2 separate regions of the Homo sapiens genome follow, and region 1 is linked to region 2. Evidence: read pairs that join two places in POLR2A ChIA-PET (ENCODE). Cell type or tissue: Caco-2. All regions are shown on one strand. Links, peaks and the distances in the headings refer to the core of each region. The heading gives the core; the rest is flanking DNA. Region 1 overlaps LOC102723445 (a long non-coding RNA gene). Region 2 overlaps EPB41L2 (erythrocyte membrane protein band 4.1 like 2).

Region 1 (15,760 bases), core at 7,378-11,377, 120 kb before region 2:
ACCTCTCTTTCTTTGCTTGCTATTAACGTGATTAATCTGTTTCTTTTCTTTTTTTTTTTTTTTTTTTTGAGACGGAGTATCACTCTGTCTCCCAGACTGTAGTGCGGTGGCGCAATCTCTGCTCAGCGCAAGCTCCACCTCCTGGGTTCACGCCATTCTCCTGCCTCAGCCTCCCAAGTAGCTGGGACTACAGGCGCCCGCCACCATGCCTGGCTAAATTTTTGTATTTTTAGTAGAGTCGGGGTTTCATCGTGTTAGCCAGGATGGTCTCAATCTCTTGACCTCGTGATCCGCCCACCTCGGCCTCCCAAAGTGCTGGGATTACAGGCTTGAGCCACCGCACCCAGCCTAATCTGTTTCTTGTACCTTCATTTCTCTCTTTCTGCCTCTCTCTCACATGAAGTCTTTTTCCATGGTACCATATTCTCAGAAATTATAATGAATGTAATGAGAAAAAGAGTAACTCATCATTTCAATGTTTTCTTTGCAAACAGCTTTTCAGTTACAACTCAGTGGTATTACATGATGGCGTTTATGTCAACAATTCTTAACCTTCTTACTCTCAGGGACATGGGGATGCTCTTCTCCAGATGTTTACTAAACTCTCCTGCAGATGAGATTTTATGTTACAAAAAAATTTCAGAGTTGAATGAATGAATAAAGAGAAGAGACAGAAGTTGTCTAAAACATTCAAGTTTATAAAGACATTTACAGAATGTCCTGGAGTCCTTCAGCTCTCCTGTGATGAAATTCCCTTTCACATCTCTCACATAACGACAACTTGTCTCAAAGTGAAGAGACTTTTGTGATGAATACTCTGTCTTCATTCAGAAAGGAATTTCCTTATCCCTAAGTGCTAAGTGGTTGAGGATCCCATCTTACCCAATTTTTGTTCCTTGCCTACCAATAGCGGCCTCACTGTGTGTATATGTGTGTGTGTGTGTGTGTGTGTGTGTGTGTGTGTGTGTGTGTGTGGTCAGAGACTGGCACCTTGCTTTTCCTCCCTGCCTTCTAATTTGACTGAGGACTTCTAGGAGCTTCCCTTTCCTTCCCTGCTTCCTTAGGGAATCTTCAATAGTTAGAGGGCTACATTTTGAGAAGGTGTTTTCCTATGGGCTATAGTTGAACATCAGAATCAATTTTCACAAAGAAGCGATGTTGCCCAAGAAAATATGTCCTGTAGCATAAGCAAATGGAAAAACATTCCATCCTCATGGATAGGAAGAATCAATATTGTGAAAATGGCCATACTGCCCAAAGTAATTTATAGATTCAGTGCTATTCCCATCAAGATATTTGATATTCTTCACAGAATTAGAAAAAACTACTTTAAATTTCATATGGAATCAAAGAAGACCCCATATAGCCAAGAGAATCCTAAGCGAAAAGAACAAACCAGAGGCATCACACTACCTGACTTCGACTATACTACCAGGCTACAGTAACTAAAACAGCATGGTACTGGTACCAAAACAGACATATAGACAAATGGAACAGAACAGAGACCTCAGAAATAACACCACACATCTACAGCTATCTGATCTTCAACAAACCTGACAAAAACAAGCAATGGGAAAAGGATTTCCTATTCAATAAATAGTCCTGGGAAAACTGGCTAGCCATATGCACAAAACTAAAACTGGACCCGTTCCTTACACCTTATACAAAAATTAACTGAGGATGGATTAAAGACTTAAATGTAAAACCCAAAACCATAAAACCCCTAGAAGAAAACCTAGGCAATTTCATTCAGGACATAGGCATGGGCAAAGACTTCATGACAAAAATGCCAAAAGCAATTGCAACAAAAGTAAAAACGGACAAATGGAGTCTAGTTAAACTAAAGAGCTTCTGCACAGCAAAAGAAACTATCATCAGGGAGAACAGGCAACCTACAGAATGGGAGAAAATTTTGGCAATCTACCCATCTGACAAAGGTCTAATATCCAGAATTTACGAGGAACTTAAACAAATTTACAAGAAAAAAGCAAACAACCGCATCAAAAAGTGGGCAAAGGATATGAACAAACACTTCTCAAAAGAAGACATTTATGTGGCCAACAAACATATGAAAAAAAGCTCAACATCACTGATCATTAGAGAAATGCTACTGAAAACCATAATGAGATACCATCTCATGCCAGTCAGAATGGCAATTATTAAAAAGTCAAGAAACAATAGATGCTAGGGAGGCTGAAATAGGAATGCTTTTACACTATTGGGAATGTAAATTAGTTCAACCATTATGGAAGACAGTATGGTGATTCCTCAAGGATCTTGAACCAGAAATATGATGTGACCCAGCAATCCCATTACTGGTTATATACCAAAAGGAATATAAATCATTCTACTATAAAGACACATGCACACATATGTTTATTGTAGCACTATTTACAATAGCAAAGTCATGGAACCAACCCAACTGCCCATCAATGATAGACTGGATAAAGAAAATGTGGCACATATACACCACGAAATACTATGCAGCCATAAAAAAGGATGAGTTCATGCCCTTTGCAGGGACACAGATGAAGCTAGAAGCCATCATCCTCAGCAAACTAACACAGGAACAGAAAACCAAACACCGCATGTTCTCACTCATAAGTGGGAGTTGAATAATGAGAATACATGGACACAGGTAGGTGAATAATACACACCAGGGCCTGTTAGGGGTTGGGGGGTGAGGGAAGGAAACTAAGAGGACAGGTCAAAAGGTGCAGCAAACCACCATGGCACAGGTATACCTATGTAACAAACCTGTTCGTTCTTCACATGTATCCCAGAGCTTAAAATTAAAACAAAAATAGAAAAGGAAATATTAAGAAAAAGGAATATGTGTCCCATAGGCATATGGATAAATACACAGTTGAGCTACATTGTGGCTCTCCAATCATTCATTTGTTGGTTTGACATGTATGTATTTATTTATCAAATGACTGCTATATCCTATGCACTATTTTACAGACTAGGTATTAAGGACTCTTATTCTAGTGGGGACAGTTAAAAAGGTAAACAACTAAACTATATAGAGTGATATATCCAAGAAACATCCGAGAAAAAATAATAAAGCAGAGAAGGCAGAGTAAGGAAGAATGGTTACGCTATGTTAGATAGGGTGGTGAGAGAAGTCTTCTCTGAGGAGATAACATTTTAATAAAGACCTGAAGGAGGCCAGGCATGGTGGCTCACACCTGTAATCCCAGCACTTTGGGAGGCTGAAGCAGGAGGATCACTTGTGGTCAGGAGTTCGATACCAGCCTGGCCAACATGGTGAAACCCTGTCTCTACTAAAAATACAAAAATTAGCCGGGCATGGTGGTGAGCACCTGTAATCCCAGCTACTCAGGAGGCTGGGGCAGGAGAATCTCTGGAACCCAGGAGATGGAGGTTGCAATGAGCTGAGATCGTGCCACTGCACTCCAGCCTGGGTGACAGAGTAAGATTCCATGTCAAAAAAAAAAAAAAAGAAAAAGAAAGAAAAACCTGAAGGAGAAGAAAGTCTTGCATGAAACCGAGGGAAGAACATTCCAGGCAGAGGATTCGGCAAGTACAAAGGATCTACCTAAGGTAGTTGTGAATGTGTGTTCCAGGAAGAGCAAGAAGACCAGTGAGGATAGAGTACAATAAAAGAATGGAAGTACATTAGGGAATGAGGACAGAGAAGTGCAGATGGACAAACCCTATGAAAAAATTGCAAGGACTTCGGTTCTGCTCTAAGTAACATGGAAAGCTACAAGGGATTTGAGCAGATGTCTGACATGATCTGACTTTTATTTTAAAGTTCATGCTGGATACAGTATTGAGAAAAGTCTGAAGGGGATGTGGGTGAGAGTAGAAACATCGAAACTAGTTAGGAGGTTATTGCAATAATAGGTGAGAAATCAGGGTTGTTTAGAACAAGATAAGAGCGGTAGAGATGATGAAAGGAAATATATCTGGAAATATGTGAAAGTCAAGTTAATAAGCCAATGTCTATGGATACAATAAGGGATGAGCAAAAAAATAGCGTTGAGATGACTGGGTCTTATTGAAGTGTTGCAGTGTCAATCTCCAGTTGAAATCTATACTATCAATAATGCTTATGATTACAGATGAGAAAACAGAAGTTCAGAGAGGTTAGGTAATTCACCTACAGTCACGCAGGGTGCAGGAGGAGGAAGCAAGGTTTAAACCCAGATCTATTTGATCAGAATCCATACTTTTAAACAGTACTACTTAATAACATACTTTTTAAAGAAAACTTTTATTTTAAGTTAAGGGTTACATGTGCAAATTTGTTATATAGGAAAGTTGTGTCATGGGATTTGTTGTATAGATTATGTCATAACCCATAATCTATGGGTACCTATTAGTTATTTTTCCTGATCCTCTCCCTTCTCCCACACTCCACCCTCCAATAGGCCTCAGCGTGTGTTGTTTCCATCTATGTGCCCATGTATTCTCACCATTTAACTCCCACTTATAAGTGAGAACATGCAGTATTTGGTTTTCTGTTCCTGTGTTAGTTTGCTAAGGATAATGGCCTCTAGCTCCATGCATATTTCTGCAAAGAACATATCATTCTTTTTAGGGCTGCATAGTATTCCGTGGTGTATATGTACCAAATTTTCTTTATCCAGTCTTCTATTGATGGGCAGTTAGGTTGATTCTATGTCTTTGCTATTGTGAATAGTGCTGCAATGAACATATGCATGCATGTTTGTTTATAATAGAATGATTTATATTTCTTTGGGTATATACTCAGTAATGGGATTGCTGGTTGAATGATATTCCTGTTTTTAGGCCTTTGAGAAATCACCACACTGTCTTCCACAGTGGTTGAACTAATTTACGCTCCTACCAACAGTGTATAAGCGTTCCTTTATCTCCACAACCTCACAAGTGTCTGTTATTTTTTGGTGTTTTATAATAGCCATTCTGACTAGTGTAAGATGGTATCTCATTGTGGTTTTGATTTGCATTCCTCTAATGATCAGTGATGCTAAGCTTTTTTTCATATGACTGTTGGCCTCATGTATGTCTTCTTTTGAAAAGTGTTCGTGCCCTTTGCCCACTTTTTAATGGGGTTGGTTTTTTTTCTTGTAAATTTAAGTTATTTATGGATGCTAGACATTAGACCTATGCCAGATGTGTAGTTTGCAAATTTTTTCTCCCATTCTGTAGGCTGTCTGTTCACTCTGTTGATAGTTTATTTTGCTGTGCATAAGTTCTTTAGTTTAATTAGCTCCTATTTGTTAATTTTTGCTTCTGTTGCAATTGCTTTTGGCATTTTCATCATCAAATCTTTGCCTGTTCCTATGCCCACAATGGTATGGCCCAGATTGTCTTCCAGGGTTTTTAATTTGGGGTTTTACATTTCAGTCTTTAATCCATCTTGTGTTAATTTTTGTATATGGTGTAAGGAAGGGATCCAGTTTCACTCTTCTGCATATGTCTGGCCAGTTTTCACAGTACCATTTATTGAATAGGGAATCCTTTCCTCATTGTGTGTTTTTGTCAGGTTTGTCAAAGATCAGCTAGTTGTAGGTGTGCAGCCTTAGTTCTGGGTTCTCTATACTGTTCCATTGGTCTATGTTTTTGTACCCGTACCATGCTGTTTTGATTACTGTAGAACTGTAGTATAGTTTGAAGCTGGGTAGTGTGATGTCTCCAGCTTTGTTCTTTTTACTTAGGATTGCCTTGGCTATTTGGGCTCTTTTTTAGGTTCCATATGAATTTTAAAATAGTTTTTTCTACTTCCGTGAAAAAATGTCATTGATAGTTTAATAGGAATAGCACTGAATCTATGAATTGCTTTGGGCAGAATGACCATTTTAACAACATTGATCCATCCTATCCATGAGCATGGAATGTTTTTCCATTTGTTTGTGCCATCTCTGATTTCTTTGAGCAGTGTTTTGTAGTTCTTGTTGTAGAGATCTTTCACCTCCCTGGTTAGCTGTATTCCTAGGTATTTTATTTTGAGTGTGTGGCAATTTTGAATGGGATTTCATTCCAATTTGGCTCTCAGCTTGACTGTGTATAGGAGGGCTAGTAATTTTTGCACATTGATTTAGTATCCTGAAATTTTGCTGAAGTTGTTTGTCAGCTTAAGGAGCTTTTGGACCAAGACTATGGGGTTTTCTGAATATAGGATCATGTCTGAAAACAGGAATAGTTTGACTTCCTCTCTTCCTATTTGGATACTATTTATTTCTTTCTTTTGCTTGATTGTCTTGTGCTGGTTTTCAAGGAAAATGCTTCTAGCTTTTGCCCATTCAGTATGATGTTGGCTGTGGGCACTTATTATTTTGAGCTACGTCCTTTCGATACCTAGTTTATTGAGAGTTTTTAACATGAAGTGGTGTTAAATTTTATCAAAAGCATTTTCTGCATCTATTGAGACAATTATGTGGGTTTTGTCTTTAGTTCTGTTTATGTGATGAATCCTATTTATCAATTTGTTTATGTTGACCCAACCTTGCATCTCATAGATAAAGACTACTTTGTCATGGTGGAAAAACTTTTTGATGTGCTGCTGGATTAGGTTTGCCAGTATTTTGTTGAGAATTTTTGCATCAATGTTCATCAAGGATATTGGCCTGAAGTTTCTTTTTTTTGTTGTCTCCCCCAGGTTGGTATCAGGATAATACTGGCCTCACAGAATGAGTCTGGAAAAAATCCCTCCTTCTCAATTTTTTGGACTAGTTTAAGCAGGAATGGCATCAGCTCTTCTTTGTACATCTGGTAAAATTCAGCTGTGAATCTGTTTGGTCCCGAGAATTTTTTGGTTGGTAGCTTATTTATTACTGACTCAATTTCAGAGCTCATTATTGGTGTGTTTGCAGATTCAATTTCTTCCTTGTTCAGTCTTGGAAGGATTTATATGTCCAGAAATCTATCCATTTCTGCTAGATTTTCTGGTTTATGTGCTTAGAGGTGTTCATAGTATTCTCTGATGGTTATTTGTATGTCTGTGGGATCAGTGGTAATATCCCCCTTGACATTTCTGGTTGTGTTTCTGTGAATCTTTTTTCTTCTTTCTTAGTTTATCTAGTGGTCTATATTATTAATTTTTTCAAAAAACCAGTTCCTGGATTCATTGATCTTTTGAATAGTTTTGTGTGTCTCAATCTCCTTCAATTCAGCTCTCATTTTGATTCTTTCTTCTCTTTTGCTAGCTTGGGATTGGTTTGCTCTTGGTTCTCTATTTCTTTTAGTTGTGATGTAATAATAGGTTGGTAAATTGAGATCTTTCTGTTTTTTTTCTTTTTCTTTTTCTTTTTTTTTTTGAGACAGGGTCTCACTCTGTCACCCAGGCTGGAGTGCAGTGGTGCAATCTTGGCTCACTGTAACCTCTACCTCCCCAGTTCAAGCAATCCTCATGCCTCTTCCTCCTGAGTGGCTGGGACTGCAGGTGTACCCCACCATAACCAGCTAATTTTTGTATTTTTAGTAGAGGTGGGTTTTGCCTTATTGGCCAGGCTGGTCTCAAACTCCTGACCTTAGGTGATTCACTCACCTTGGCCTCCCAAAATGCTGGGATAACAGGTGTGAGGCACCATGCCCAGCCCTTTCTAACTTTTTTATTGGTCATTTAGTGCCATAAATTTCCCTCTTAACACTGCCTTAGCTGTGTCCCCGAGATTCTGGTGTGTTGTTTCTTTGTCCTCTTTAGTTTCAAAGAACATCTTGATGTCTGCCGTAATTTTATTATTTACCCAAAAGTCATTCAGAAGCAGGTTATTCAATTTCCAAGTAATTGTATGGTTCTGAGGGAATTTCTTGGTCTCGATTTCTAATTTGTTTGTGCTGTGGTCCAAGAGATTGTTTGTTATGATTTCAGTTTTTTTGCGTTTGCTGAGGAGGGTTTACTTCTGATTATGTGATCGATTTTAGAGTAAGTGCCAAATAGCAGTGAGAAGAAGGTATATTCTCTTGTTTTGGGATGGAGAGTTCTGTAGACGTCTATCAGGTCCATTTGATCCAGCGCTGAGTTCAGGTCCTGAATATCTTTGTTAATTTTCTATCTTCATGATCTGTCTAATATTGACAGTGGGGTGTTAAAGTCTCCCATTATTGTGGGAGTCTCCATCTCTTTGAAGGTCTCTAAGAACTTGCTTTATGAATCTGGGTGCTCTTGCGTTGGGTATATATATATATATATATATATACACATATATATATATATATATATATATGATAGTAAGATTTTCTTGTTGAATTGAACTCTTCACCATTATGTAATGACCTTCTTTGTGTTTTTGATCTTTGTTGGTTTAAAGTCTGTTTTGTCTGAAAGTAGGATTGCATCCTCTGCTTTTTTCTGTGTTTCAATTTGCTTGGTAGATGTTTATGCATCCCTTTATTTTGAGTGTATGTGTGTCACTGCATGTGAGATATGCAAGTTGGATAAAGCACCAAGACCTGCTGGTGTGCTGTCTTCAAGAGACTGGATAAAGAAGACAGCATACCAATGGGTCTCCGTTCTTTATCCAGTGGGCCACTCCATGTCTTTTAATTGGGGCATTTAGCCAATTTACATTCAAGGTTAGTATTGATATATGTGGATTTGTTCTGTTCATCATGATGTTACATGGTTATTTTGCAGACTTGTTTACATGGTTGCTTTATAGTGTCACTGATCTGTGTACTTCAGTGTGTTTTTGTAGAGGCTGGTAACAGTCTTTCCTTTCCATGTTTAGTACTTTCTTCAGGAGCTCTTGTAAGGCAGGTTTAATGGCAATGAATTCCTTGAGCATTTGCTTTTTTGAAAAGGATCTTATTTCTTCCTCACTTAAGAAATTCTAGGTTGGAATTTTTCTTTCCTTTTTTTTTTTTTTTTTTTTTGAGACAGAATCTTGCTATGTCACCTGGGCTGGAGTGCAGTGGTGCAATCTTGGCTTGCTGCAACCTCCGCCTCCCGGGTTGAAGCAATTCTCCTGCCACAGCCACCCTAGTAGCTGGGATTACAGGTGCATACCACCACGCCCGGCTAATTTTGTATTTGTAGTAGAGACAGGGTTTCACCATGTTGGTCAGGCTGATCTCGAACTCCTGATGTCAGGTGATCTGCCTGCCTCAGCCTCCCAAAGTGCTGGGATTGCAGGTATGAGCCACCATGACCAGCCTCTTTTCTTTAAGAATGTTGAATATTGGCCCCAATCTTTTCTGGCTTGTAGGGTTTCAGCTGAGAGGCCTGCTGTTTCTCTAATGGACTTCACTTTGTAGCTGCCTTTAAGATTTTTTTTTCTTATATTCACTTTTTTATTTGGAATTTAAAAACTATAATCAGAGGCACATAATGGTCACATTCTTACTTTTTAAAATTTATGTTATATAGCTGTTAAATGCTTGTGTTAAAAAAGTTATAAAATTTCAAGCATACCCCAAAGCAGACAGAGTAGTATAATGACACCCATATATTCGTCATGCATTTGAACAATTAATGTCTTGTCAGTCTTGTTTCTTGTATCCCCTATCTATCCTTCCATCTTTTTTTTATATATACTTTAAGTTCTAGGGTACAGGTTTGTTACATATGTATACATGTGCCATGTTGGTGTGCTGCACCCATTAACTCGTCATTTACATTAGGTATATCTCCTAATGCTATCCCTACCACCTCCCCCCACCCCACGACAGGCCTCGTTGTATGATGTTCCCCATCCTGTGTCCAAGTGTTCTCATTATTCAATTCCCACCAATGAGTGAGAATATGCGGTGTTTGGTTTTCTGTCCTTGCGATAGTTTGCTCAGAATGATGGTTTCCAGCTTCATTCATGTCCCTACAAAGGACATGAACTCATCCTTTTTGATGGCTGAATAGTATTCCATGGTGTATATGTGCCACATTTTCTTAATCCAGTCTATCATTGACGGACATTTGGGTTGGTTCCAAGTCTTTGCTATTGTGAATAGTGCCGCAATAAACATACGTGTGCATGTGTCTTTATAGCAGCATGATTTATAATCCTTTGGGTATATGCCCAGCAATGGGATGGCTGGGTTAAATGGTATTTCTAGTTCTAGATCCTTGAGGAATCACTGCACTGTCTTCCACAATGGTTGAACTAGTTTACAGTCCCACCAGCAGTGTAAAAGTGTTCCTATTTCTCCACATTCTCTCCAGCATCTGTTTTTTCCTGACTTTTTAATGATCACCATTCTAACTGGTGTGAGATGGTATCTCATTGTGGTTCTGATTTGCATTCTCTGACGGCCAGTGATGACGAGCATTTTTTCATGTGTCTGTTGGCTGCATAACTGTCTTCTTTGGAGAAGTGTCTGTTCATATCCTTCGCCCACCTTTTGATGGGGTTGTTTGATTTTTTCTTGTAAACTTGTTTAAGTTCTTTGTAGATTCTGGATATTAGCCCTTTGTCAGATTAGTAGATTGTAAAAATTTTCTCCCATTCTGTAGGTTGCCTGTTCACTCTGATGGTGGTTTCTTTTGCTGTGCAGAAGCTCTTTAGTTTAATTAGATCCCATTTGTCAATTTTGGCTTTTGTTGCCATTGCTTTTGGTGTTTTAGACATGAAGTCCTTGCCCATGCCTATGTCCTGAATGGTATTGCCTAGGTTTTCTTCTAGGGTTTTTATGGTTTTAGGTCTAACATTTAAGTCTTTCATCCAACTTGAATTAATTTTTGTATAAGGTGTGAGGAAGGGTCCAGTTTCAGCTTTCTACATATGGCTAGCCAGTTTTCCCAGCACCATTTATTAAACAGGGAATCCTTTCCCCATTTCTTGGTTTTGTCAGGTTTGTCAAAGAGCAGATGGTTCTAGATGTGTGGTATTATTTCTGAGGGCTCTTTTCTGTTCCATTGGTCTATATCTCTGTTTTGGTACCAGTACCATGCTGTTTTGGTTACTGTAGCCTTGTAGTATAGTTTGAAGTCAGCTAGCGTGATGCCTCCAGCTTTGTTCTTTTGGCTTAGGATTGTCTTGGCAATGTGGGCTCTTTTTTGGTTCCATATGAACTTTAAAGTAATTTTTTCCAATTCTGTGAAGAAAGTCATTGGTAGCTTGATGGGGATGGCATTGAATCTATAAATTACCTTGGGCAGTATGGCCATTTTCACGATATTGATTCTTCCTATCCATGAGCATGGAATGTTCTTCCATTTGTTTGTGTCCTCTTTTATTTCATTGAGCAGTGGTTTGTAGTTCTCCTTGAAGAGGTCCTTCATGTCCCTTGTAAGTTGGATTCCTAGGTATTTTATTCTCTTTGAAGCAATTGTGAATGGGAGTTCTCTCATGATTTGGCTCTCTGTTTGTCTGTTATTGGTGTATAGGAATGCTTGTGATTTTTGCACATGGATTTTGTATCCTGAGACTTTGCTGAAGTTGTTTATCAGCTTAAGTTGCTTTGGGGCTGAGACAATGGGGTTTTCTAAATATACAGTCATGTCAACCGCAAACAGGGACAATTTGACTTCCTCTTTTCGCAATTGAATACTTTTATTTCTTTCTCCTGCCTGATTGCCCTGGCCAGAACTTCCAACACTATGTTGAATAGGAGTGGTGAGAGAGGGCATCCTGTCTTTTGCCAGTTTTCAAAGGGAATGCTTCCGGTTTTTGCCCATTCAGTATGATATTGGCTGTGGGTTTGTCATAGATGGCTCTTATTATTTTGAGATACGTCCCATCAATACCTAATTTATTGAGAGTTTTTAGCATGAAGGGCTTTTGAATTTTGTCAAAGGCCTTTTCTGCATCTATTGAGATAATCAGGTGGTTTTCTTCTTTGGTTCTGTTTATATGATGGATTACGTATATTGATTTGTGTATGTTGAACTAGACTTGGATCTCAGGGATGAAGCCAATTTGATCATGGTGGATAAGTTTTTGATGTGCTGCTGGATTCAATTTGTCAGTATTTTATTGAGGATTTTTGCATCGATGTTTATCAGGGATATTGGTCTAAAACTCTCTTTTTTGTTGTGTCTCTGCCAGGCTTTGGTATCAGAATGATGCTGGCCTCATAAAATTAGTTAGGGAGTATTCCCTCTTTTTCAGTTGATTGGGATAGTTTCAGAAGGAATGGTACCAGCTCCTCTTTGTACCTCTGGTAGAATTTGGCTGTGAATCTATCTGGTCCTGGACTTTTATGGTTGGTAGGCTATTCATTATTGCCTCAATTTCAGAGCCTGTTATTGGTCTCTTTAGGGATTCAACTTCTTCCTGGTTTAGTCTTGGGAGGGTATATGTGTCCAGGAATTTATCCATTTCTTCTAGATTTTCTAGTTAGTTTGTGTAGAGGTGTTTATAGTATTCTCTGATGGTAGTTTGTATTTCTGTAGCATCAGTGGTGATATCCCCTTTATCATTTTTTATTGCGTCTGTTTGATTCTTCTCTCTTTTCTTCTTTATTAGTCTTGCTAGTGGTCTATCAATTTTGTTGATCTTTTTAAAAAACCAGCTCCTGGATTCATTAGTTTTTGAAGGGTTTTTTGTGTCTCTATCTCCTTCAGTTCTGCTCTGATCTTAGTTATTTCTTGCCTTCTGCTAGCTTTTGAATGTGTTTGCTCTTGCTCTTCAAGTTCTTTTAATTGTGATGATAGGGTGTCAATTTTGGATCTTTGCTGCTTTCTCTTGTGGGCATTTAGTGCTATAAATTTCCTGCTACAGAATGCTTTAAATGTGTCCCAGAGATTCTGGTATGTTGTGTCTTTGTTCTCGTTGGTTTCAAAGAACATCTTTATTTCTGCCTTCATTTCGTTACGTACCCAGTAGTCATTCAGGAGCAGGTTGTTCAGTTTCCATGTAGTTGAGTGGTTTTGAGTGAGTTTCTTAATCCTGAGTTCTAGTTTGATTGCACTGTGGTCTGAGAGACAGTTTGTTATAATTTCTATTCTTTTACATTTGCTGAGGAGTGCTTTACTTCCAACTATGTAGTCATTTTTGGGATAAGTGTGATGTGGTGCTGAGAAGAATGTATATTCTGTTGATTTGGGGTAGAGAGTTCTGTAGATGTCTATTAGGTCTGCTTGGTACAGAGCTGAGTTCAATTCCTGGATATCCTTGTTAACGTTCTGTCTCGTTTCTCTGTCTAATGTTGACAGTGGGGTGTTAAAGTCTCCCATTATTATTGTGTGGGAGTCTAAGTCTCTTTGTAGTTCTCTAAGGACTTGCTTTATGAATCTGGGTGCTCCTGTATTGTGTGCATGTATATCTAGGACTGTTAGGTTTTCTTGTTGAATTGATCCCTTTACCATTATGTAATGGCCTTCTTTGTCTCTTCTGATCTTTGTTGGTTTAAAGTCTGTTTTTATCAAAGACTAGGATTGCAACCCCTGCTTTTTTTGTTTTCCATTTGCTTGGTAGATCTTCCTCCATCCTTTTATTTTGAGCCTATGTGTGTCTCTGCATGTGAGATGGGTCTCCTGAATACAGCACACTGATGGGTCTTGACTCTTTATCCAATTTGCCAGTCTGTGTCTTTTAATTGGAGCATTTAGCCCATTTACCTTTAAGGTTAATATTGTTATGTGTGAATTTGATCCTGTCATTATGATGTTAGCTGGTTATTTTGCTCGTTAGTTGATGCAGTTTCTTCCTAGCATCAGTGGTCTTTACAATTTGGCATGCTTTTGCAGTGGCTGGTACCTGTTGTTCCTTTCCATGTTTAGTACTTCCTTCAGGAGCTCTTGTAAGGCAGGCCTGGTGGTGACAAATCTCTCAGCATTTGCTTATCTGTAAAGGATTTTATTTCTCTTTCACTTATGAAGCTTAGTTTGGCTGGATATGAAATTCTGGGTTGAAAATTCTTTTCTTGAAGAATGTTGAATATTGGCCTTGACTCTCTTCTGGCTTGTAGAGTCTCTGCCAAGAGATCCGCTGTTAGTCTGATGGGCTTCCCTTTGTGGGTAACCCAACCTTTCTCTCTGGCTGCCCTTAACATTTTTTCCTTCATTTCAACTTTGGTGAATCTGACAATTATGTGTCTTGGAGTTACTCTTCTCAAGGAGTATCTTTGTGGCATTCTCTGTATTTCCTGAATTTGAATGTTGGCCTGCCTTGCTAGTTGGGGAAGTTCTCCTGGATAATATCCTGAAGAGAGTTTTCCAACTTGGTTCCATTCTCCTCATCACTTTCAGGTACACCAATCAAATGTAGATTTGGTCTTTTCACATAGTCCCATATTTCTTGGAGGCTTTGTTCACTTCTTTCTACTCTTTTTTCTCTAAACTTCTCTTCTTGCTTCATTTCATTCATTTGATCTTCAATCACTGATACCCTTTCTTCCAGTTGATTGAATGGGCTACTGAAGCTTGTGCATGCGTCACGTAGTTCTTGTGCCATGGTTTTCAGCTCCATCAGGTCATTTAAGGTCTTCTCTACACTGTTGATTCTACTTAGGCATTCATCTAATCTTTTTTCAAGGTTTTTAGCTTCTTTGTGATGGGGTTGAACATCCTCCTTTAGCTCAGAGGAGTTTGTTATTACTGGTCATCTGAAGCCTTCTTCTCTCAACTTGTCAAAGTCATTCTCTGTTCAGCTTTGTTCCATTGTTGGTGAGGAGCTGCATTCCTTTGGAGGAGAAGAGGAGCTTGATTTTTAGAATTGTCAGCTTTTCTTCTCTGGTTTCTCCCCATTTTTGTGGTTTTCTCTACCTTTGGTCTTTGATGATGATGACGTACAGATGGGGTTTTGGTGTGGATGTCCTTTCTGTTTGTTAGTTTCCCTCGTAACAGTCAGGACCCTCAGCTGCAGGTCTATTGGAGTTCGCTGAAGGTCCACTCCAGACCCTGTTTGCCTGGGTATCAGCAGTGGAGGCTGCAGAACAGCAAATATTGCAGAACGACAAATGTTGCTGCCTGATCGTTCATCTGGAAGCTTCGTCTCAGAGGGGCACCCGGCTGTATGAGGTGTCAGTCGGCCCCTACCAGGAAGTGCCTACTAGTTAGGCTACTTGAGGGTCAGGGACCCACTTGAGGAGGCAGTCTGTCTGTTCTTAGATCTCAAACTCCATGCTGGGAGAACCACTACTCTATTCAAAGCTGTCAGACAGGGACGTTTAAGTCTGCAGAAGTTTCTGCTGCCTTTTGCTCAGCTATGCCCTGCCCTCAGAAGTGGCATCTACAGAGGCAGGCAGGCCTCCTTTAGCTGTGGTGGGCTCCACCCAGTTTGAGCTTCCCAGCCACTTTGTTTACCTACTCAAGCCTCGGCAATGGCAGGCACCCCTCCCCCAGCCCCGCTGCTGCCTTGCAGTTCGATCTCAGACTGCTGTGCTAGCAGTGAGCAAGGCTCTGTGGGCATGGGACCCTCCGAGCCAGGTGCGGGATATAATCTCCTGGTGTGTCATTTGCTAAGAGTGTTGGAAAAGTGCAGTATTAGGGTAGGAGTGATCCGATTTTCCAGGTGCTGTCTGTCATGACTTCCCTTGGCTAGGAAATGGAATTCCCCGAATCCTTGCTCTTTCCAGGTGAGGCGATGCCTCACCCTGCTTTGGCTCACACTCCATGGGCTGCATCCACTGTCCGGCACCCACAGTCCGGCAAGCCCCAGTGAGATGAACCCGGTACCTCAGTCGGAAATGCAGAAATCACCCATCTTCTGCATCGCTGATGCTGGGAGCTGTAGACTAGAGCTGTTCCTATTCAGCCATCTTGGAACCTCTCTCTGCCTTTAACATTTTTTCTTTCATTTTGACCTTGGAGAATCTGATGATTATGTGTCTTGGGCATGATCTTCTTGTGAAGTATTTTACTGGGGTTTTCTGCATTTCCTGAATTTGAATATTTGCCTTTCTAGCTAAGTTGGAGAAGTTCTCATGG
Region 2 (15,760 bases), core at 4,194-8,193:
CGACTGGGAAGTTCATTCATATTGAAGAGTCATGAAACTCCTGTCCATGTTTGTTCAGGAAGTAATCTTGCATGACGATTGGTAGATGGGAAGATTGGATTCCCTGTACAATCAGAATAAAAAAAAAGAGTTTTGTTTTGTTTTGTTTTGTTTTTGAGACGGAGTCTTGCTTTGTTGCCCAGGCTGGAGTGCAATGGTGCAATCTTGGTTCACTGCAACCTCCACCTCCCAGGCTCAAGTGATTCTCCTGCCTCAGCCTCCCGACTAGCTGGGATTACAGGCACATGCCACCGCGCCCAGCTAATTTTTTTTTGTATTTTTAGTAGAGACGGGGTTTTACCATGTTGGCCAGGATGGTCTTGAACTCCTGACCTCAGGTGATCCACCCACCTTGGCCTCCCAAAGTGCTGGGATTACAGGCGTGAGCTACCACGCCTGGCCAGAGGTTTTTTACAAAATTTCTTCTGAGTACTTTTTAGGTTATTTTAGTTTTTTTCCAGAAAATTGTGTTGTCTGGTTCTTTTCTTAGTAGGATAGATGATAATCACTTTACAGATGGGGGCTAGATGAGCAGAAGTGAGATAACCAAAAGGAATTCTTCTTCCTCATTGTCTTTTCTGTGATATTGATAACTGTACTTTCTGCCTAGAGTTTGTGTCTCTTAAGGTTTTTGAGCCATGAGTGACTCATCAGATTATTGGGTTCTCTGTATCTTACTCATTCTTTGTCCTCATAAAGTAGGAGGTAGGATGATTTTTAAAAGTCAAATTATGATACTGGGTTTAAGATAAAATTCTGTGTCTACACAAACTCACATACACAAATGTAGGGAAAGTGTTCCCCTCCTAACCTTAACCAACTTCCTTGAATATTTTAAAATTAACTTTTGGAGGATAAACCTAATTTCCTGTTTTAATGAAATAATGAGACATTGTCGAAACATGACCTTTTTTGGTCTTCTCAAAATACATGTAATAGATATAAATTCATATAATAACAATGTTTGAATATTAAGACATTTGTAGATGTTTCCTATATATTTTGTGTACTCAAATGTATTTAAATCATATTGGAAATAAGTAAATGACACTGGACGTGCTTTGTGTACTTCTCTGCTAATAACCCATCAAGTAACCTCACATGTTATTTCACCTCTCTGGGTTCACTTGACTTATCTGGAAAACAAGAGTGTTAAAACGGCTGCCTTGCCAGCCTGGCCAATATGGTGAAACCCCGTCTCTCCTAAAAATAACAAAAATTAGCCAGGTGTGGTGGCGGGCACCTGTAGTCCCAGGTACTCGGGAGGCTGAGGCAGGAGAATCGCTTGAACTCGGGAGCCTGAGGCAGAAGAATCACTTGAACCTGGGAGGCAGAGGTTGTAGTGAACTGAGATCGCGCCACTGTACTCCAGCCTGGGAGTCAGAGCAAGACTCCATCTCAAAAAAAAAAAAAAAAAAAAAAAAAAGAAAAGAAAAGAAAAAAGAGGCTGCCTTAGTGGAAAAGTCTATTGGCTTTGAGGGCAGACCAAATTGATGTGAATTTTGGCTCTACCACTCATAAGTGGGTATATGAGTTTGAGATTCAATTTCTCTAGGTTCTAATAGTCTAATTTTTAAATTCACTCTATTAATAGTTCTCTTTCAAAATCATAGTGCCACAAAACTCATTCTCTCTGAATTCTCCCAACGTTTTTTTGAACAATGAGATTCACAGGTCTCCTGAGTAGGATCTTTTGAAGCCAGGGAGGAGCTGAGCAGTAGCATTGGGTTCCATAGCTAAGAAGTAGGCATCTTAGCTCGTGCTGCCATAATAAAATACCATAGACTGGGTGACTTACACAACAGGTACTTATTTCTCACAGTTACTCTAAGTTGTAGAATTTCTGGTAAGGGCTCTTCTTTGCTTACTGACAACTGCCTTCTACTGTGCCCTTCATGGTAGAGAGAGAATGAGAGACTGCACAAGTTCTCTGGTGCTTCTTTTTATGAGTACACTGATTTCATCATGAGGGCCCCACCCTCATGACCTTATCTAAACCTATCTCCCAAAGCTCCTACCTCCATCACATTGTGGGTTAGATTTAACATAGGAATTTTAGGGTGATGCAATTCAGTTTATAGCAGTAGGAGAGTAAGAGAGTAAGAGAAGAGAGCAGGAGACACAGGGGTGTTAAGAAATGCGTAGGATGGACCAGAAGATCTACCACTGTTGAATTCATAGGGCCCAGTGCTGCTATAGGTTAGAAGTTTTCACATTTCTGGATTACATGGAGTTACAAATTTCAGAAAAAAGGTTGAAAGTGTGAACCCTGAATACCTGACGACATGTGCCCATGGTGGTCAGAGCACAGTTTGGTTTTATACATTTTAGGGAGACAGGAAACATCAGTCAACATATGTAAGATGAACATTGATTTGATCTAGAAAGGCAGTGGGGAGGGGGCTTCCTGGTCACAGGTAGATAAGAGACAAATGGTTGCATTCTTCTGAGTTTCTGATTAGCCTCTCCAAAAGAGGCAATCGGATATGCATTTATCTCAGTGAGCAGAGGGGTGACTTTGAATAGAAAGGAAGGAGGCAGGTTTGCCCTAAGCAGTTCCTAGCTTGACTTTTCCCTTTAGCTTAGTGACTTGGGGGCCTCAAGATTTATTTTCCTTTCACAAAGGCAATATTTTTCCAAGTTAAGTATATTGTAACAAATTTACAGTTACACTAGCAGTATTTATTAAAAAACACATTTAACATAAAAAGGTGGGAAGAACTTAATCTGCATAAGGGATGATGCTCTGAATTGAATAAAATTGGCTCTACTAAAAAACTCACCAAATTGCCCCTTTGTGAACCAATGAAAACTTTATGATGGGTAGTAAAATTTACTTCCACTATGTAGAATGACTTAAAAAAAAAAAAAGTTTTGTGTCTGCCCATTTTGACAAAGATGAATATCTCTTCAGAGGTGCCATGGAAACTTTTACCAAAATAAAATTTTTAAAAAAGTGAAAAAGTGAAGAAGAGAAGTGAAGACTTCCATCAAGTCTTCCCATTAAGCAAACCTTACTTTTTAAAATTTTTTATTTTTTTTGAGATGGAGCCACTCAGGCTGGAGTGCAATGGCACGATCTCGGCTCACTGCAACCTCCGCCTCCCGGGTTCAAGCGATTCTTCTGCCTCAGACTCCCGAGTAGCTGGGATTACAGGCGTGCGCCACCACACCCGGCTGTTTTTTTTTTTTTTTTTTTTTTTTTTGTATCTTTAGTAGAGATGGGGTTTCACCATGGTGGCCAGGCTGGTTTCGAATCCCTGACCTCGTGATCCACCCACCTTGGCCTCACAAAGTGCTGGGATTACATTACAGGCGTGAGCCACCACGCCTGGCTGCAAACCTTACTTTTTCTGCTAGTTGGTACTGGTGACATCTTGTTTATCTGTTAATAAATATCTAAAGCATTTTCTTTGCGATTTACAAGAGACCCATTAAAGACTTTGCTGTAGGTGAATGTGAACAGATAATTACTACTGCTTTGCAGGAGAGTAACACAGTAGTTGGGTAAAGCTGTAGAAATGCACAAGTGCACTTATAGTCTATCTGAGTCCTGAATTGTCAAGGCAAATATGTGTGTTGGGAAAAAAAAAAACCCAGAATTTAAATTGTGGAAATGTAAAGGGTGGTTGGTACTGTAGAGTTAAGGAACATTAGTTATTTCTCAGATTGTGCTGAGCTGAATCTTAGAATTGACACATTTTCTTTTAGTGACTTTACATTTATGTTGCTTCCATATTTCTTTAGAGTCATATGATAGGTGGATGTAGTATTATCTTATTTTTAGTCATTTCTCCTTTTTTTTTTTTTTTTTTTTTTTGAGATGGAGTCTCATTCTGCTGCCCAGGCTGGAGTGCAATGGCGCAATCTTGGCTTACTGCAACCTCCACCTCCTGAGTTCAAGCAATTCTCCTGCCTCAGCCTCCTGAGTAGCTGGGACCACAGGCATGCGCTACGACACCCTGCCAATTTTTGTATTTTTAGTAGAAATGGGGTTTTGCCATGTTGGCCAGGCTGGTCTAGAACTCTTGATCTCAAGTGATTCGTCCACATCGGCCTCACAAAATTCTGGTGTTACAGGCATGAGCTACTGGACCTGGCCATTTTTAGTCATGTCTCAATTTAGGATTGAAATATGAAACAAGGATTTAACAGCTTTATAGCTACATCACGGTAACTATACTATCTAGGTTAAAATGCACCTCCATTTTTATGTACAGGTTGAATGAATAGACATTCTTGTATAAATGAGTTGAAATGAATATTTTATTTTTTAATGTTGAAATATGGATGATATATTTGCAGTTTTTCTATATCTGAAAGTTTGTCTATAGTAATTTATAGATAAAAATGAGTAGGCTGTACAGTAGGCCTCCCCTTATTCATAGTTTTGCTTTCTGCAGTTCAGTTACCTGCAGTCATCTGTGGTCTGAAAATATTACATGGAAAATTCCAGAAACAAGCGATTCATAAGTTTTCAGTTGCAAACCATTTTTAGTAGCATGATGAAATAATCACACTCTCTGCTCCATCCTGTGCAGGATGTGAATTATCCATTTGCCCAGTGGCTCCATGTTGTAGAAGCAGCCACTTGTCAGTTACTTAGTAGCCGGCTTGGTGATCAGACTGACTATCGTGATATCACAGTGCTTGTGTTCAAATCACCCTTATTCTACGTAATAAAAGTACAAGAATAGTGATAGTGGCCATTTGAATATGTCAAAGAGAAGCCATCAGGTGCTTCCGTTAAGTGAAAAGGGGAAAGTTCTTAAGGAAAAGGAAAAAAATCGCATGCTGAGGTTGCTAAGATCTATGGTAAGAACCTAATCTTCAACCTGTGAAATTGTGAAAAAAGAAAAATAAATTTGTGCTAGTTTGGCTGTCGCACCTCAAACTGCAAAAGTTATGGCCACAGTGCATAAGTGCTTAGTTAGGATGTAACAGGGTGGCCGGACGCGGTGGCTCACACCTGTAATCCCAACATTTTGGGAGGCCAAGGCAGAATGATCACTTGAGTCCTGGAGTTGGAGATCAGCCTGGTCTGTAACATAGTGAGACTCTATCTCTACAAAAACGTAAAAAAATCAGCTGGGCGTGGCAGTGCATGCCTGTGGTCCCAGCTACTTGAGAGGCTGGGGTGGGAGTGGGAGGATTGTTTGAGCCCAGGAGGTCGAGGCTGCAGTGAGCCATGAGTGTGCCACTGCACTCCAGCCTGGGTGACAGGGTGAGACCCTGTCTCTGAAAATAAGTAAGAAAATTTAAAAAGTACAAGGCATTAAATTTGTGGGTGGAAGACATGAACAGAAGAAACACATTCCAATTGATGAGTTGGGTTTGGTACTGTCAATGGTTTCAGGCATTTACTGGGCTTCTTTCCCCGAGGATAAGGGGGACTACTTTATGTTGTGTACATATACTTTTGGTGTCTATTCTGGGATGAATTAAAATGACAAAAATAAAAACAAAGTTGCAGGATGGAGACTCAAAGCAAAGCAAAAGTCATAACCAGGAAAACTAAATGAGAAAAAATCTCAGGATAGAAGAATTTTATAAAAATTATAGAATTACAGTTGTGTCATTAAAACTGGTTTCTATGCCGAAGGTTCTTCATTCAGTGGGTAAAACAGGCAGCAGGAAGCTGACTTTTTTCTTTGACCCATGTGCATTTTCTAGCTGAGGAATGAAGTGACTTGGAACCAAACTGGGCTTTTCTACTGAGCATGTCCCTCTCCAGCAGGGTCTGGCTTGGGTGGAGCCAGTCTTGCTCGTTAAGCTTTTGGACGCTGGATTTCCATCAGCTTTCCACAGTTTTCCAATGACAGGAAATAGCAGACAGCGGGCTTGATGTGCTTAAAAGCTGCGTATGTATTTCAAGGGGGGCGATTATTAGGACATTTTTGTTGCAGTGGTTGGGTTTTGTGATACATGCTTGTTTGTTTCTGCTTGTGGAGGAAGTTTGCTATTGAAAGTGTGACTAGTCAGGGGACTGAAAATTAGGAAAATACTAATGTACAGAGTAGATGGAATCTGGGTACGTACACTGTTTCGCAAGGGAATATGTTGTGATATTTGAACTAAGCCCTGTGAAAAATACATTTTTCCATTGGGCCGAGTTTAGTTTTAGATGACTTGTTTGCATTTTTCTAGGCAAATGTTGACTTTTGTCAGGCTATCTTTAACATGATAGCTTTTTCAGGTTTGACCTATGAGAATAATGAAGCTAGTTGGTTTCTTTTATATGCTTGTCTGGTTGTTTCACAATTTTTTCAGTGGTATGACATAATACTGTACAAAATCAGTATGATATTATTTCTGGAAGCACAGTGAGGACTATGTAAGGTTAATAGTGTGCAGTTACTTTCTTTTTAGCATCTTAAAGAGTAATAACTTTCAATTTACTTATAAAGTGCTTCATTTTCACCCTAACTTGTTTGATTAAAAGAAGTTGTACTGTAGCTATCAGAGATTTGAGTTCACAGTTTTTAGCTAATAATCTGTAGATTATTAGCCATTAACAGTTACCAAAGTCTGGTTATTGGTTTGATATTGTCACACCCTAAGTAAATACTGATAGAATAAGAATAGGTATCAACATCTTCTTTTATTACTGAATATTTAATTGGTTGTCACATTGAATAAATGTGAAAATGCATATTGCCCAGATTCTGACATCCAGACTTGGGAAAAAATCTTCTTGCGTGTTCTTTATATAATCTAACAGTCTAGCAGTCTTTAAAAAGATCCTTGCTTCATTGCGACTTACTGACAAAATGAAAAACAGGGCCACTGTAATTAGCAGATGACCTCTGCGATTCCTTTTTTATTGTTGACACTGTTAGGGATGCTCTATATCACTGAAGTATTTATGGTATTTTGAGGGGGGTACATGTGTACTTGGGAAGTTTAAGTTTTCCATTTTTTTTTTTGTCACAAGGAAGAATTGTCTCTTCAAATTATTTGCAACGTGGGTGTGGGTGCTGAATAAATGATAACTGTTGAGGTGATGCTGATGACCTGGACAGCCAATCATCCCCCACATCTGCTTTGTAGTGTTCCTGTACGGATGATATAATATATTGGTGATCTATAGTTTAGTATCATAGCAGGATCACAAGGAAAGTTACATTGGAAAGGTAAATTTTAAACTTTGACGTTGGTTTTGCTTGCATTTTTTGGTGGACTCCAGACGTTGAATGCCTGACATATTCTCCAGCATGATTCTCTACCAAATCACTTTTGCAAATGTTGAACTTCAAGAATTTTACCTCTAAAAAAACAAATACATTTCACTGAAGTAAAAACGTATTCTAGCCACCACCACCTAAAAATAGTTATTTGAAGTTCTTGCTAAGTAGTTCTGAACTAAGTGAATCCTCGGAGTAGAAATACTTAACTTTAAAAAAAAAAAAAAAAGGTTTTATAGCACTCCAAATGGCATGTCTGTAATTCCATTGTAGTTACAGCTTTTCCCGCCGAGGGAAAGTTGCTCTTATCAAGCCAGGCTTGGAGGGTCCATAATTTGGATACTCTCTGGCACCTTCTGCTGATCAGCCAGTGGACTGGGGCCAACATTTGGATATGCTTGCTTAAGCTAGAAGTGTCATTCAGTTTATAGTCTTAGTTTTTAGAATATATGCTATGTATTGGTAGAACTCTTTAGTAGTGCTATAATTACTTAAAATGGCAGAAGAACTAACGGCCAAAATTTAAAAAGTGAATTATATTTTTTTATGAGGTTTAGGTATTTATGCCTGTTGACTACAGCATTCCAAAGCTTATAGAGAAGAGGATTTGAAAGTATGAGATCAGTGTAGGCTCCAGCTTGGTGGACTTGTCATAGTGTGGGGGAGTTGATTGACTTTGACAAGCTTTTGTCTTATGACCTATTAAAATGCAGCGTCTGCAGCCTGTGCGTTTATCCTGTGCAGTTAACCTTGGTGGATTTGTCGTTTGCTTATTTGGGAAATGCCTCTTGTACCACTACTGTTATTTTTTTGAGTTTGATTCACACAGAAATAGTATTAGACTGGTTGTTGATTACTGTTGGATACCAAGTGGGCACGAGTTTTATGATGGGGCTGAGGAGCCATTTTATGCATAAGATAGTTGTGGGGTGAGCTTAGGAAAAATAGACTCGCTGGCATCTGTCATGATCATGGGAGTTTGTTGGTATTGGCCGTGCTCTGGTTTGAGCTTGGTTATGATGTCACTGGAATAAACTGCACGTTAGCATTTTTTTTTCTATAGAGCATTAATAGGGGGGTGGCCCAAATAAATGTTCCCTAAATACTAGGAACATCACAAAAGATATTTATCAGGAAGCCACTGGATGCAAACACTGTGCTAGGAACATGTAGTTGTTTTATCTGCACAAAAGCTTTACCCTCTTCATATGAATATAGTAGCAGATGGGCAGGGAAGAGGTGTGGACAGGAAACTGATGACAAGCTTGTGCTTTCAGGCCAATTTTATTCCTGCTTTTCCCTGTGAGGAGGAAGCTGCTGAAAGAGATTGGGGAATGTTTATGTATGACCAGCTTAGACATTTAATAGGACTCTTCCCATTCTGTTTACTCTGCCTTTAAAAAAAAATGTCCCCAACTTTCAGAGAACTCTATTTCCAAGTGCCCCATTCCCAGCCCTCCAGCAGAGAATACGAATAATCTTTTTACGCTGCCTGCATATGCACCGGTATTATTGTTAGCAAAAGCCAGTTGTTTGTTTCAAGTCCACACTGAGGAAAAAAGGATAAAAAACAAGCAACGTTTTCTCAGGAACTGTAATTGACTCTTGAACAACATGAGCCCACACTGCATAGGTCCACTTATATGTGAGTTTTTTTTTCAGTAAATCTAATCAGCCCTCCATATAGGCAACTTCTGTATCTGCAACCAAATTCAGGTTGAAAATAACTGTGTTTGTAGGGTGCTAAACTTGGATATAGATGGCTGACTTTTCCTGTCCACAGGTTCGGTAAGGCTGACAGCAGGACTTGAGTATGTGTGGATTTGGGTATCTGTGGACCAATCCCCCACAGATACTGAGGGACAACTGTATTTTTTTAAATGAAGAACTGATACACTTCTTAAAAAAAATGTTGCTGCACTAAAAGCTTGGGTGTTGAGCTTAAACTACTTAGGGGAACAATCTAGATTGGGGGTAAGTGGTGGGTTTGTGAAATATACTGAAGTGAAGGCTGGCAGAAATCAGATTCTTTGAGGATATAGAAACAGTCTTAACCTTCATACGCTAGGAAATCCAAAGCTTAGGCCATCTTAATGCTACTGCTGAGCTGGAGTCGATGTTCATTTGTGTGGCTAGAGCTGTGTGACAAGGCAAATTGGCATCGTGGCTTGTGGGAGTCATATTGGCACGTGTTGTCTCCAAGGAAGCTGGCTAACCAAGCTGGGTTCACTTAATGCATAAATATTGTTCTCCTAGTAAAGTACTTAAGTGTTTAAGTTTATGAAAACTTCTGTTCATTAAAAACATTGTCTCCCATATCTGTACCTCGGCAGTCATCTACCCAGCACCACCCTCCATTCCCCATAATCACTGTTGTTACTCTCTTGCATTCTTCCCCAGTTTCTTTACTCATTTAAAGGAAAATGTGTGTGTGTATGTGTGCATATTCACATATGCATATTCGCATCCTTTATTTGTGTATCTCCCACACGCTTTGCTTTCAACCTATAAGATGTGATGTCTGTATAAGGTATCCTATCCATATAAAGTGACCTATCACTTATACCGTCTGAATCTTGCTGTTTGTACTTAACAATGTACTTAATAATTGGAGTTATTATCCCAAGTGGGGCGGCAGCCTTTCTCATCTTTTCTCTTTACAGTTGCATAGTATTTTGTTGTATGAATGTGTGGTATAAGACCCCCTGTTGATGGACATGGATCCTGAGCTTTTACAGTGTTGTAGTGAGTCACCTTTACATAATTATTTTACATATGCACAGATATATCTGTAGGATACCTTACCACAAGCTTGTCCAACCTGTGGCCTGCAGGCCGCAGGAGGCCCAGGAAAGCTTTGAATCCTGCCCAACACAAATTTGTAAACTTTCTTAGATCATTATTAGATTTTTTTTTTGCAATTTTTTTTTTAAAGCTCATCAGCTATTGTTAGTGTATTTTATGTGTGGCCCAAGACATTCTTCTTCTTCCATTGTGGCCCAGGGAAGCCACAAGATTGGACACCCCTGCATTACCACAAGCAGGATTACTAGTTTAAAGTGTGGACACATTTGGAATTTTGAAAGCTATTGGCAAATTGACTTCCACTGGGCCCATACCAGTTTATTCTTCTGCTAGCAATTGTTTGAGAATGCCTGCATTCCCATAGTCTTGCTCAATGAGTGCATGATTAAACTTTTGGATGTCTCCATTCTGAATTTTTAGTTTCATTTCTTTTACTAAGAGTGTGACAAGTACCTCTTCATATGTTTATGTGCCACTTGTGTTTCTTTCTTTCTTTTTTTTTTTTTTTTTGATAACTGTTTATCCATTGGCCACTTTCCCCACCATTGGACCGATGATTTAAATTGGCCTAGCCAAAAATTTAAAAATAAAATTTGTTTTTTATTTTTTTGATGTTGAGGCAACTTACACCAGACTTGTTTTATTGGGCTTTTTTATTCAAGTTACTTGAATTCAGATAGAGACCAAATAAAATTGAGAAGGAGAATTAGTCCTCTCCAAAAATCATGTAATGACTATTTTGTATGTTATGAGTGTTTAACCAGTATTTCCTATGAAGGACCATTCATTGTGTGATTTCCTGAAGAGATAACAAGAAAATCGTGGCTGCTTTTCAAACTAGTAGTAATTTTTAAATCTAAATTACCAAGATTTATGAATTGGTTACAAGTTGTTTGACTATGAATGCTAATCTTATTACCTATGTCTCCCACTATACTGAGAGCAGGATTCTTTCATCTGTATTACTGGTGCCTGGTGCATATGCTTTGAGAGTACTCAATAAACACTTGTCTTGAAAGAAGGGGATAAGATACTGACCCCACTCACATCCTGATGGTCACTAAAATTCATGAGGGGTGGTCCATTAGAACATGCTGCTAATGATTATAAAGCCCCAAAAGGTAGTGGTAATTATCAGTTTCACTTTTCAGCAAATCATTAACTGTCGGGCATCATGCTAGGTGCAAGTTATATAGTAGTGAAGTCGTTTTGGGATTGAAGGCAGTGTTGTACAAGGTCTTTAGAGCTGGACGGCCTGGGTTTGAATTCTGGCACTTCTCTTTATTGGTTATATGGCTTTGACCAACCCATCTATCCTCTTTTTACCTTCTTCATCTGTAACATGAGAATAATTTCAGTTCCTTCCTAGAAGAGTTGAGAAGGTTCGAGTTGCTGCATGCCATGTTTCTAGAGCAGTGTTTAACAAATAGCTGATATTATCATGATTATTTCTGTTGTGATTACTGTTATTACTACCATTATTATTATTATTATTATTTTAGTAAACAAATATAGTTATTTTCTTGGCAGAATCTCTATGTGATGACAGTAGCTGATCATTTATTATGAATTTATTATGTGCCAGGCACTTTATGTATTATAGCATCTAATCTAATGCTTAGAATCAACCAGTGAGTACATTTTGTATCCTTTTTTTTTTTTGCTTATGAGGAAGCTGAAACTCAGCAAGGCTAAAATAACTTGTCTGCGGTTACATGGCTAATAAGCAGAGCTGAAATTCTAATCCTGTTTTATTTCACAGTCTTCATCTCCAAGCCACCAGGCTATTTTATTCAGACATAGGTAACTTCTCACAGAAAGAATATAGCTTCAGGCTGGGCGCAGTGGTTCATGCCTGTAATCCCAGCATTTTGGGAGACTGAGGCGGGTGGATCACTTGAGGTCAGGAGTTTGAGACCAGCCAGGCCAACATGGTGAAACCCCATCTCTACTAAAAATACAAAAATTAGCCGGGCATGGTGGCATGCACCTGTAATCCCAGCTACTTGGGAGGCTGAGGCAGGAGAGTCGCTTGAACCCGGCAGGCGGAGATTGCAGTGAGCTGATATCATGCCATGGCACTTCAGCCCTGGGCGACAGAGGGAGACTTCGTGTGAAAAAAAAAAAAGGAAAAGAAAAGAAAGAATATAGCTTCAGCTTTGATTATTACACAGAATTGGGCCTCTACCTGAGAGAAGGAATTAGAGCAGATGCAGTTCACCAAGATTTCTGACCATACAACTCAGTGTGCATAATTGATTGATGAGAACTCAGCAGGGTTCTGGATGTCTCTAGATAATCTCTGCTAGTGTGTGTTGTTGGATTGCCAGTATTACAAGGTTTATATGCATTATGGTTATGTGAATAAAAATACCCAATATTAGAGTCCTTCATGATTTATATATGGCCTCTGGTTGTTTAGCTTTAACTTCAGGAAATCGTATCTATTTCCAAGATTGCCTTAGTTGCTGGTGGAGAATGCTTTGCCTGGCACAGGTCTTTTTCTTGTCTCCATCCTTAGTGACAGCAGTAGGGGCTTTCTTTCAACAAAGAAGATTGTTACCTTGATTGTTATTGCAACTGGATGTTATTGAAAATTATGCCTTAGTTTTCATATACCCCTGTCTCCAACATATGAAGAAAGGGACTCATATGTTGATAAAGTAAGATTTTTTTTGGTTTCATTCTTATTTAGAGTTGTTAGAGTAAAGAATTAGTGATTTATCTCACTAATATTAACTCAAGTATTAGGTTTTTAAAAATTGAACATCATTTGGAAAAAATGGAATACTTTGACAACCATAGCTCTTAGTTATGAGGGTTGTAAAATGCAGTGGGAGTAATAATGACCCAAGATCTATATGTACTCTCAGTTTCTTAATCCTTATTTTCTAATGCTCTCCTCAGAATATGCAGAAGTCAACATCAAGATGTTTTTGACTACAAGTAACTGAATCCCTGGCTCATTGAGCCAGAGAGGAGTATGTGATTTCACAAACAGGAAGCTCCAGCACAGGACTGGGCCATGTGTGGCGCGATCAAGGAGCTGGTCCTCTTCTCTGTGATTCTCTTGCCAGTGTCCTTTGTTGTGTGTCAGTGTGTCATCAGGCTTATTCTTCTCTGTGGATTCAAGATGACAACAGCATTTAACAGAGTTATGTATACAATGTTCAGAGACAGCAGAAGGGGCCTCCTCTTCCTCTGGCTCTTTTTAGAGGGAGAGATCCTTTTCCAGAAGCCCACCAGTGGACTTCGTGCATATTTTCTTGCCAAGGGGTGGGAGACTACCATGATTGCCCTAGACCAATAGAAGCTACCCTTGAGGCCAATCTGGAGCTAGCCTCTATTGAAACACATGTGGAAGGGGGGAAAGTGGAACAAAATTTAGGTTCTATTAAAAAGGAGAAAGAGTGGAAGAAATATATCTGAATGTCACCTGATCCCATCTAGACTTGAACTAGGGAAGATTGTAGTTCATATGTTTTGTATGTGTGGGTTTAATTTAAACCGGATATTAGTTTACATCTTTATAGTAATAGCTCTGTCTAATAGGTCCCTTATCCTTTTAAAAATAAATAAACAAGTGATATAGTGGGTTATAAAGGTAACTAGGGTGAGCAGCATTGGATTACTTGTTCATCCTCCCCATATAGATAATATGAACTAACAAATAGTCCCTTTGGAATGTATTTATACTTACTTGAATATGAAGTATGGTATTTTCTAGACCATCTGACACTTAAGAAACATAAACCTGTGAGGGTAAGGACTTACTTGCACTCTGCTCTAAGTCTGCCTGTTTTTGTTATTCCTTCTTCCTCTCCAGATATTTCTTCTTCCTTGTTCCCCTTCCCACCCCACTTCCTCCTTCCCCTCTGCCCCACCTCTCCTGCCTCTTCCCCTTCTCCTTTTAAATGATGAATATATTTGAGAAGCATCACCTCTTTATTTCCCAAGTAGAGTTAGGTGGCTGCTGAATCATTTCTACATTTGTTTTTTTTCCCTCACGTTTGATGGCATCAAATAGTGCATTATTAAAAGACCTTCTCTTTCAATAGCTATAGGCCCTTCGGGGAGGTGAACATACAAGCACGTGATTGTGGGTATCAGCAGGATGCTCTACATATCCTCTACCCACAAGCAGATGAAAACTAGTTTTATCCGATGTAGAAAATGGCCAGAACTGTCTACACATTGCCAATATGTTTTAAGTTCAATGGTTATTTGTTGCAAAGTTTTGTTGTTTTCTCAAAGCTCAAATGAAAGCCTCCCTCCATCCTCTTGCTACCATTTTTGAAGCTTAGAAATACATACCTTCCCATTTTGTGAATCTTGGATCCTTACAAAATGGGTTGAGCTCTCTTGGTAGAAATTAAAGACTCTCATATTGCTTGTGATCTCAGCAAAGAATGGGAGCTACTCAGCTGGCAGCAGCACCTACCCTGTTCCCTGCTCAGGGGTTTTGTTAACAGTAAGGTCCCAGTTTCCTCAATGTTTTAAGGAAACATCTGAACCCAAGAATTAGCATGAACCCCTTGCTTGAAGTTGTTTGTGTGTTTGTGAGGTTGTGTATCTGCTTTGCTTTGCTTGCTGTAGTATTCTGATTAAGGGCCAATGTTTTAAGTAGCATGATGTTATATGGTTGGCAGTTCAGCCTAGTGATAGAGATAGCACATTAGAATTTACCTCCTTTTTTAAACGTTGGAAAAAAAAGAATGGGTTTATGTAACACAGCTCCTTACCTAACCAGTACTGATCCTCTATTGATGATGGTTTTCTGCTTCATTGCATGTTAAATGATGCATGCTTTTTCTCATGAAGCTGTCACAATGACGAACACTTTTATCAACCCAGATGGAGCATGCCAACATGGTAATTGTGTCAAAACCACATGCTTGTCTAATGGGCGGGCTGTTCACAGCAGTGTTCTTTTTAGTTGATGATAAGTAGAAAGATCATTACTTAATGTATTATATAACTATACTAATGATGGATTTTGGGTAATTATAATTAAATATTAGTCAATGAGCATTGCCAGAGTTTGGGAAACCTTAGTTCCAGTTTTGGCTTGCCCATCTGACTTTACCATCTCAGGCAAATCTCCTGGTCTTTCTGATCCTCAGTTTGGTTGTTGATAAAATAAAGTGAGGATATTAGACTAGATGATTGAACAATACTCATTTAGTAAGTACTTAATAGATACCTATTATGTGCCAGTCTAGATGCTGGGAACATAGCAGTATATAAAAGAGAGATCCCAGCCCTCATGGAGTTTTCATTTTAGTGGGAATGTCAGCATTCCACTACAAGAGTTCTCATTTTCATGGGTGATAGAGTTTAAAGGCTTATCCACATATGAAAGAAACTCAGGGTTATAGGCATGATAATTAGGGTGAGTGGATGTACTGTAATCATGTTTTCTTGATGGTGGTAATTTGTTCAAGAAGCCATTTTATCAACAAAGAAGGTAGTGTTTTGTTTTGAGCTCTGTTGAACTCTTGAAACTGTTTCAAGAATATGTTGAGTAATGATCCAATTAGTCTTTTCCATTGTTTTCTGTCTTGTAACTTCCATTTGGATGGGTGACACTGATCATCACTTTTGAGGCTCTTAACCCTTATGGGTGTTGTGAATACAGTGGTGATTGAGGATGACTTCGTGAGGCTTAACCATATGGTTTTGTCGGTGCTCTTCCTGTCTGTATTTGTACTTTGTCTTCAGTGTCTGTCAAC

The links. ChIA-PET counts read pairs that join two places held together with the same protein. Peaks named below come from ENCODE experiments on the same cell type or tissue, not always from the same donor. Only the 100,000 strongest peaks of a DNase experiment are listed, where the experiment ranks them.
Region 1: POLR2A ChIA-PET joins it to region 2 with 9 read pairs; 3 of 35 experiments call an interaction of 5 or more read pairs at or near these places.

Annotation. Positions count from the first base shown.
Region 1 is chr6:131,086,176-131,101,935 of GRCh38, reverse strand. All of the region lies in intron 3 of LOC102723445 (a long non-coding RNA gene), which reads left to right. Among named protein-coding and RNA genes, the nearest start is that of EPB41L2, 31 kb to the right of the region's middle. In Caco-2, for the core only: no CTCF peak of the experiment used is centred there; no DNase peak of the experiment used is centred there.
Region 2 is chr6:130,960,423-130,976,182 of GRCh38, reverse strand. All of the region lies in intron 1 of EPB41L2 (erythrocyte membrane protein band 4.1 like 2), which reads left to right. Among named protein-coding and RNA genes, the nearest start is that of EPB41L2, 95 kb to the left of the region's middle. In Caco-2, for the core only: no CTCF peak of the experiment used is centred there; a DNase peak (open chromatin) is centred at 5,819.